Linked DNA regions of Homo sapiens: region 1 is linked to region 2. The links are chromatin loops, found by intact Hi-C in ENCODE. Cell type or tissue: HepG2. All regions are shown on one strand. Region 1 overlaps KDM4C (lysine demethylase 4C). Region 2 overlaps KDM4C (lysine demethylase 4C).

Region 1 (5,000 bases), 64 kb after region 2:
ATGAACAATTTGTACATGGGTTTTCTTTACTTTCAATCTACTCCATTCACATACATTAATGATCATTTCTGTTTTTATCCACTGTGTTTGGCAGAGGCATTTGTATTCATTCATTCTACAATGAATGCCAGGACTATGAGCTTCCTGGAACCCTGCCTCAGAGAACAGCGCCTATGTGAAGCATGTCAAGGAATGCCAGCATGGTGTGTACATCTTCTCCAGCAGTCTTCAGAATAACCCTAGGAGACAGTACTTTATCACACAGGGGAGAGGTTAAGGGTCCTGACTGCAAGAAGTGACAGCAAAGCTGAGCTGCATGGTATCAAGTATTCGTTAGTCTGGGGAGGAGCAGCTCAACTTGCTGCTAAAGGAGAATGCAGAGAAGCATAGAATGGCAGGAAAGGAGGAAGGGGCAGGTGGGCAGGAAATAAGGCTGGCCAGAAACAGCAAGGCACCATGAAGGCCCCTCCCTGGCTCTGCCTGCACCTTGAGAAAACCTCTTTCCTAAGGTCACCTGCCATCTTCCCGTTCTGTGCCAACCTCCTGGGAGAAACCTTCACAGATGGTCTGGCTACCATCTAGTTTTGGCACTGGGTTTCCACCTTCCTCACAAACCTCACAAACTGCCCCAAGTCCTGGGCAAAAGTAGGGGAGCAACCCTGCAGAAGGGCCTCATGACCTAAGAAGCCAGAACCAGGATCCAAAGGACATGGGGTGTTTACCCCCTCAGGCAACAGTGCCCAGTCCCTGCCACCTCCCCGAGCCCCAGCACCAGCCTCCTCCCATGTTCTTATGCAGAGCCAGAAACATTCAGCTGGGTCACACACGTTCACAAACATGTCCTTTGCAATACGTCAACAAAAGCTTCATGACCACAATAATTTAATTAAGTTTTTAGATATAATAACTTATTTTAGAGATCAAGGAGATTAGTCAAATTTCTCCCTTTTGAACTAAATATGAACATTTTATACAAGTGCTAACATTGTTAAACAGGTCTGACTTATCTAGCAGAGGTAGGAAGTGAAATGTATCATGAAGGACAGGCATGAATTTCAACTATTTAACACTATTCATTCTAAAATTCACTAATGTACTAGCTTATTTTCTTAATCGGGATATGTAATTCATCAAAATCATTAACTAGCTTGACAGCCCACAGTCATCATTACAAATATCAGATGCAATTACGCACACTGAAGAATTATTGATATTTATACTCCTGTTTGAAGCTAGAAACAGGTAATTTATCCAAAGCCTCAAATCTAGCAAATTATGGAAACTCTAATCTTTCAGATTCCTCATCGCTGATCATTTTCTACCTTCTTGTCTTTTTACTTCCATATTAAAAGTTGGAGGTTTTTTTCCCTCATCCTCTAAGTGATGGCATAAAAGTTTTTTATTAATAGAGCTATACATAATTTTAAGTAAATTAAGTAATTTAAGCCAGCCCTTTTAAAAAAATAATCTGTTATTTTTTTCACTGCACATGTGATAACTGGTTGCTATAGAAATATTTTAAAATAAAGATAAGCAAATTAAAACCCTGCAAAGATGACGCTAAAATTTAATAAACATCTTTCTATAATTTGTAATACAAGTAAGCATTCAAACTAAGAAAAGATCCTATTCTATAACCTTTCTTTAATCCATGACCGTGTATTACAAACATCTATCTACACATATCAATAAACGTACCTCCACATCATTTTTAATGCTAATTAGCATATCATGACTGGATGTACCATCATCTATTCAACTATCCCGCAGCGTTCAACATTTACTTGCTATCAATTTTTTCAGTTTCACAATCAACACTGTGAAGACTATCCAAATAAATACATTCTTGGGCAACTACTGATTATTTCCATAGGACAAATTCCCAGGTGTGGATGCAGGGTCACAGGGCACACATTTCTAAGGCTGGTGCCTTGGCATGCTCTGGGGTGTACTAATTTGCATAGTTTAAAACTGCACTGAGTATTTCCATTTGTCTTCTGCACCAATCTGAGAGGTGAGAAATGGCACTAACCTCTTTGCATTTCTATGACTACTAATGAGATTATATTTACGTTTTGTAGTTATTTGCTGACTATATTTCTGCTTTAGTGAACTGCCTGTCTTTTGCCCAGTTTTTCTAATTTTGGTGTGGAGGGACCCACAATTGTGCCTCTCAGTGCTTTAATTTTCTCTAATAAGATGGGGGTAATAACATTATCTATTCTATAGGACAGTTGTAAAAATTAAACAAGTTAATGTAAGTTCAGCCTTATGCCTGACACAAAGTAAGGACTCAATGAAGTTTAGCCATTTAAAGATTAATGAATTACAAATGGGAATTTCTTTATATATTAATGTAGTGCTGCTTCTCAAACTTGCCCAAAAACGACCCCTAATGGCAAAAAAGAGTAACTCATAACCTCATGGCATCTGAAGGTAAAAACCATGCAGCATACCAGATGTATCAAATTTCCTTAAAACATGGTTTTATTTTAAAATATTCAAGTACATTTTATATTCAGCTTCAAAATATTTCAATTTTACCATATTTTCCTTCTCACGAACTTGCTATTAAGTGACATCCAGGGATTACTTGGACATGCACCTTATTAAGGATATTAACCCACTACCTATCATATACTTTTCTATTCAGCTTGCAATTTTCAAAGATATACGTGAAATCTTCTTTCATGGTGTCCACCAATGATGTGCCGCTTCAAAAGTCTTGCTCCACTCAAGGATCAAATAAATACTCCCCTATATTTTCTTCTAATATATTTAACATTAAATATTTTTTTAAGAATTTTTTAGCGGGACAGAAATCCAAATTTGTTTTTCCTCACCCTCTTTTGCTGTCAAATATACTCTAAAATACTAAAGACTTCAAAATAAGTGTATATATTTACTTGTTTCATTAAATGTTTTTACAAAGTCTGCCATGTTAAAAATACGAGTGAAAGCTTATTTTTATTTTTTTTTTACATAAATACAAACTGGAGAGTATTCTATAATTTTGGACACAGCATTTAATACAAGAAATCTTTGAAACATCAGACAGTGGCAAAGACCCACCTACCCTTCTGGTGATTTTTCATGGGCCCTGCTGAATAGCTTGAGTTCACAAAATCAAATTCCTATCCCAATATGCACAATGCCACTGGATGTGCTAGATCAGATGGTCATCACACACCCAGATTAATGATCTACAGCACTACAGAAAGGTGTTACACTTGAGAGCCTTTTGGGTCCAGTAAGAGGGGCAAGTGCAGCACTTTGCAGCTCTCTGTCCCACCTCCATTGCCTAACTACATCTGTTCTCTTGGCCACATCGTGAACTCCAGGACATGCTTCCACTAGCACAGAGCTACAGCTGGACAAGAAGCAGACCCCTCTCTCTGCCTATCCATATGTAGCTGATTATAGAATTACATTCTTTACTTTCTAATACTCTCATGTAGGTTTTAGCATTTTCAGTATGTTTCACATATTTGTTTTATTTTCAAAAGAAAGAAATCAATTTTTTAAAAAGTTCCTGGGGCAGATCTGGTAAACAAAAATGGGAGAATGCACTCATGGTAACTGTCACAGGACAATAAGAGACAAAGGGAGTCCAAATTGCTTTTAAGAGGTTAATAAATATCAATACCTCGTAGAAAGAAAAATGTTTATTACATGCCATGTGTCAGTCACTACTCCAGGAGTTTACTCTCATTATTTGATTTAATCATTACAACTAACCTATCATTATTGTTCCAATTTGGTATTATTATCCCAATTTATAGATGAATTGCCCAAGATGATATTACCTGTAAATGACAATGCTAGGATTCAAACCCAGGCAGACTAAATGTCCTCTCTTTACCACTAAAATCTACTTAATGTCCCCAATTAAGCTAGGTACCTCCCCACCCCCCACCTCAGAAACTTAGCAAAAAGAGGCCTCTTTGCTAAGTCAGTGCTACAAAGACTACATCCTCCCCCCAAGAAGATCTTGTCACACCTGGTCCCACAGGGATGTGTTCTGCCCTGATTCTCCGTGGCTAAATGGAGCATGTTGGGCCAGGTGGGGTCCTTCCGTGGACGCCCGTTCCCACCTGTGCCCCACTCAAGCCTCATTCTCTCAGTGAAAGAATGAGTGGTGGGGGACCTGCACACACTGCTACTTGTCAGCTTGTAAGGCCCTCCCAATACATTCTATTTCATTTTTGTACTGTGTGTGCCTGTCTGTACCCACTTCGCACAGCAGCTACACTAAGTAACATGTAGAGATTAAACACATTAACAGTTTGCAATAGATTTGGAAGAAAATTATAACCTCATTTCACAAAAGACAGCACTTCAACTTGATGGTATTTTAGGTTAAATGCACAAACTTCCTACACATAAAATGGGCACTTCATTTAAGAAACAACTAATGTAAAGGGAATATAAACAATAGTATAAATAGCCCTTACTACATTAAGTTACATCCATTTTTATCATCTTCTCTTCAATATAAAACATACCGATTACAAATGTGTAACCAATAAATATCTTCTAAGACTCTAGGTCAAGGTTATAAGGAAAATCCATTCCTTACAAAGGACTTTGCAGGAAAAAAAATGTATGAAGCGACACTGTCCTCTGCTGGTGAATTTTCCACACTGTCTATGAATCTTTGAGTAGAAAATTTAATATGTTAATATTTAAGTACCATAGTCCATGATACAATTTACAGTCTAATAGTGACTTTTAATTGTATGAAAATGTTAAACAAATACATAGCCAAAGCCAATACAAAATTTCAGGCTGTTTTTACAACAAGGAATAAAGAACGCCATTTTATCTGAATATAGTTTCAACACAGAATTCCACTTTACTTCTTTCAACAGCATTTTGAGTTAGTAATTGTATTAGTGCTGTTTACTTCCATTTTAGAATCAACGTGAAATGTCCCTTAATTAGATATCAATTATTAATTATAGAGTAATGCTTTAAATGCTGAAAAAGTCCTATGAGTA
Region 2 (5,000 bases):
TCTCATAATCACATAGATCTGTGCAAGTTCAGATACGTTAGTCTCAAAAACAAAAAACAAAAAAGGTATAATCCCCTAACTGATTTTTTATTTTATTTTTGAGACAAGGTCTCACTTTGTCACCCAGGCTGGAGTACAGTGGCGCAATCTCGGCTCACTGCAACCTCTCCCTCCCTGGTTGAAGCGATTCTCCTGCCTCAGCCTCCCGAGTAGCTGGGATCACAGGCATGTGCCACCACGCTCGGCTAATTTTTGTATTTTTAGTAGAGACGGGGTTTTGCTATGTTAGCCAAGCTGGTCTCAAACTCCTGACCTCGGGTGATCCACCCACCTCGCCCAAAGCGGTGGGATTACAGGTGTGAGCCACCACACAGGCCCTGAATTTCTTATTCTAATTTTAATGAACCATTAGTGAATTATCTCAGATACTTTGCCCCATCTGACCTTCCTACACCACTCTATACTTAACCATGAGCTACACACAGTGTCTGTCTTATAGAGAAGTATATTCTAGGTGCCTAGAGAATAAGAGTCCCTTAAAAATGTTTGTTAAATAACCTTAAAAAAATATATGAAGAAACAGAGACAGGCGCAGAGGACTCACATTAATTAGTCCAAGGTCACATACCTAATAAGTAACAGAGACTTTGCTAGATTCAAATCTAGCACTTCTACACTCTTACCCAATCTACTGTGGAAATTCCAAAACAAAACCACATTTAATACATACAACATGCTTTATCATTTAAATGGCCACATTTTTCCATCTCAATCTTCTTTATCTATGACCCATAACCAAACTGAAATTGTAGCTGCAAATAAATGTCCGGGACTCATTATATTTGCTTTCTATGCATGATATCATGCTGTGTTGATAGAGTTTAACCAGCCTAGCTAACAATTTTCCAAAATAAGTTTCTTTCCCTCCTCCCACTTCTAATAGGTTCAGATTAATTTCTCTGGAATATTTGCAGGCTTCACTGTGCCAGGATATGTCTCCCTTATAAAGTAAGGCAATTATAAAGCAATTTAAGGTATGGGACTAGAAACTCAATCTTTCTGACCCATGAGAGCACTGTTCAAATAGACAAAGAAAAACTATGCAAAAAGAAGGGGAATGGATTCAAATAGTTTGCTCCGGGGTCTCCAAAAGATTCAGTAGAAATTATTTTTAGAATTTCTGCTTCTCAGCACTTACCTGAATATCTGATAGAAAGGTTGTGGAAGTTCAGAGTTAGAGATATTAAACAATCCACTCCTGCTGTGCCATGTAAAACAGCATGAAATTGAACTCTTTAGTATTCGGGGGTAGATAAAGTTGTTTTGTTCTGAATTCATGCACTCCATGTCACAGTTTATATGGATGATAAATCTGAGGAAGATCAGATAAAAATAGGGCTCTGCACACTCTTAGAGATCTAAATTCCTTGTAAACATAAATATTTGTATGAGTCTATATGATCACATATGAAAACAGACAGGCAGGGTGCGGTGGGTCACGCCTGGAATCCCAGCACTTTCAGAGGCCGAAGCGGGCAGAGCACCTGAGGTCAGGAGTTTGAGACCAGCCTGGCCATCATGGTGAAACTCCGTCTCTACTAAAAATACAAAAATTACTCAGGCATGGTGGCACATGCCTGTAATCTCAGCTACTCGGGAAACAGGCAGGAGAACTGCTTGAACCCAAGAGGCGTAGGTTGCAGTGAGCCGCGGTCGCACAACTGCACTCCAGCCTGGACGACAGAGTAAGACTCCGTCTCAAAAGAAAGACAAAAAAGCAGACAGAAATAGCATGGATGCATATTGTTGAATATAACGTTATATATAATCCTTCTCCTAAAATGTTTTTATTAAAATGTTCAGGTATACTGATTTCCTTGTTAGAGAGTCTTTCAGGTATTTCTTTTTCAATGACGAAGTTAACACAATTAGAACGCATCCTGAACCTTAGGAAGTAAGTCATCCACTTGAATCATCATATCCTAATTTATGGATAAGAAACTGAGGCACAAAAATGCTAACTGACTTGTTGGATGTCACAAGGATAGTAACTGGGGGAAAAGGGGGTTTAAGTGATGTGAGATTCAGTATCCTGCCCACCAGCCTCTTTGGGTTTTTCAATTTCGTAACCACTGAGTACACAGGAACATAATGAGTAATTGAAGGGTCTGAATACAGAACTAGCTGTCTCACAGGTTTCACAATGCTGGCCACAGTAAGTACCATCTGAGCGATGTTGAAGACATTTACCTTTTTCTACTTCTGCTGAATATGAGATAAACACAGCATCTCCTGTCCTCCTCCATCTTTTCTGCACAAGTCAAACAGCAGTATGAATGTAGGTAAATATTAATGAGGAAATAATGTTTTAAAAGAAGGGAAGGGATGAGGATTGATTAACAAATCAATAAGGAGAAAAATTTTAAAACTAGCTATGCATGCATAATAAAATTCCCAGAATAGAAGCTCTAAATAGTATATCAAGGGTGCTCTCACTTGAGAGAAACAAAAATAACAATTTTCAAATAAATTCTAGGTTACCATATTTTTAAATGCTATATGTCATACTAATTTTGAGTGTGAGTCTCTGGAAAAAATGAAACCTTGATTTATTTAGCAGCCATGTCGAAAACAATAACCTGCACTCCATGTACTCTGATTACATGTCTCCTGCCACGTGAAAACTCTTTGACATTGTTTCTAAAGTGGGAAAATACCTAAAGAAAGCTAACTAGACCAAGAGAGTAATGCTTTTAGTCTATTTGATTTTCTAATGTTAACAATATGGTCAGGGGCTGGGTGCAGTGGGGCTCACGCCTGTAATCCTAGCACTTTGGAAGGCTGACACAGGAAGATTGCTTGAGGCCAGAAGTTCAAGAGCAGCCTGGGCAACACAGCAAGACCCCATATCTGGGGAGAAAAAAAGCAGCAGCAGAAATTTAACACTAAATAAGAAAATGAAAACAACTCATGTTTTTGAAATAAAAGTTTGACAATTCAATGACAAAACATACTTTTTCAGCCAAACTTCTCCATAAAAACAGTAGTACTATAAGTAAATAATTCACCATCTCAGATTCACTTTACCTAGCAATCCCTGCCTTCCCTCTCAAGTATGAGACTATGTCTGGCCCCACTATTATATTTTCTCTGTTATTAGTTTCATGAAATGATTTAAAGTGGACAAAAGACAGATGTATTAAACTCGAATCAGAAAAAAAGCAAACAGAAGATAGAAAAACACACAATGGATTTCAGTGTTCTTACAATTTCTCTCTAGCCAAATTTAAACATAATCAATCAGGAAGAATATGGGGAAACATTTCTTGAAAGAAGATTCATTATTATTCTAATAAATCAAAATGAGAAGAACTGGATTTAAATCAGTTTAAACCCAACAGGTATCCAACACGCAGAACTAACTCCCATGACTGTTACCATTAGCTGCCTAACATGAAACTCATGAATAGCAAAACAAAGCTGCATTAAACCAGTCTGTGACATGGTAAGAATAAAGCATGGCAACAATTTGGCAACACATACCAGAATGTTTAAAATATTTAACAGTCTTTTAAAATATGAATAACCTATGACCACAACTGGTGGCATTTTCCTAAGCAGATAATTTTGAATTAATACACCAACTTAATTTTAACAACGCACAGCTCATCTGTGTTTACCAAATATCTTAAAATTAGAAAAAAATTTTCTAATACTCCTTTAAAAAATTATGGTATAACCATGTAAACTGATTTTATGGGAGAAAATATAATCATATGGAAATGCATTACCATTAGGTAGAGAAAATAGGTGTGTGTGTGTTTTCTTTTTCTATTTTCACATACACAGATATTTATATACATATGTGTGTATATATATATACACACACACACACACCCCTATTTTCACAAAATAGGAAATGGCTCCCCCCTAAATAGATGGAGTGAGTAAGAGATCAAGGTCTCTCTCTTGATCTCTCACTCTCTTGATCTTTCTATATTTATCTTAAACCAAAGGTGTTTTATTTCGTACCCATTGTTATTTTCCCTTCAAATCACTTGCCACGTGTAATCATATTTTGTGTATTTTTTTAGTTCTCAGTTGTTTTCAACACTAAAACCTACACTCGGTGAAGACAGGCATCAGGTCTGTTTTACCACTGAATATCTGTCATCATTACATAGTATATGCTCCATAAATATTAGTTGAATGATGGCTAGCCCACTAGAGTAATGCCAGCAATGTTAGAAACAAGTCAAAAATGAAAATTAAAATCGAATGTTGACTCACCATATTTGAATTATTCAATAACTTCCCTCATTTCTATTTATGTAAGTTATTTTAAAATTAAATTACCTGATCATTGTGTAGAACCCTTGATTAGATAACCTTAAAGTATTGCATTACTACATGGGGGAAGTCTGCCTTAATTAATATGAAACATGTCATAAATATTAAGGAGCTTTCTTTGCCCAGGAAATGACATTCATCTACAAACTACAATACAGATTTCTAACTATGCATACACTTGTTAAGAAATTGGTTAATTCAAATAAAATGTAGAATCATCATTGATGTAATGAATCATTAACAAGCTCTGGACAAAAGAATTCCTTGACTACCCGAGGGGCACAGACCGCTGATAAAATCTAGAAAGTGATTTGGTACGATCAGGTGTATTTTTACTCTACAGAGATTCATTGATCAGTCCAAATTTTAAAACAGGCTACATAATAAATGCAGTTTTAATGATCTACATTTCCTCATATTCACAGGCACTTTTAATATATTTAAATCCAAACTGGAATAAATCCAAAAAGGAATCATAAATGCAGCTGAAATCAGCCCCATGTTCTGCCAAGCAGTAAAGACCACTTTAAAACAATTCCAACTATCCATCCATATTTCTAGAGCCAAAAAAAAGCTCCACATTTGTATAACTTATATAATAATCACAGCAAAGATTACTCATCTATATGTGTAATAAGAAATCACTACAT

The links. Peaks named below come from ENCODE experiments on the same cell type or tissue, not always from the same donor. Only the 100,000 strongest peaks of a DNase experiment are listed, where the experiment ranks them.
Region 1: a loop joins it to region 2, with 2.2 times the contacts of the local background. A loop is called at or near these places in 4 of 110 quality-filtered maps.

What each region holds. Positions count from the first base shown.
Region 1 is chr9:6,907,594-6,912,593 of GRCh38, reverse strand. All of the region lies in intron 8 of KDM4C (lysine demethylase 4C), which reads right to left. Among named protein-coding and RNA genes, the nearest start is that of KDM4C, 150 kb to the right of the region's middle. In HepG2, CTCF peaks have their summits at 2,398 and 4,619 (motif pointing left); a DNase peak (open chromatin) is centred at 4,633.
Region 2 is chr9:6,971,138-6,976,137 of GRCh38, reverse strand. The region is part of intron 8 of KDM4C (lysine demethylase 4C); the gene reads right to left. Among named protein-coding and RNA genes, the nearest start is that of KDM4C, 220 kb to the right of the region's middle. In HepG2, no CTCF peak of the experiment used is centred here; a DNase peak (open chromatin) is centred at 2,157.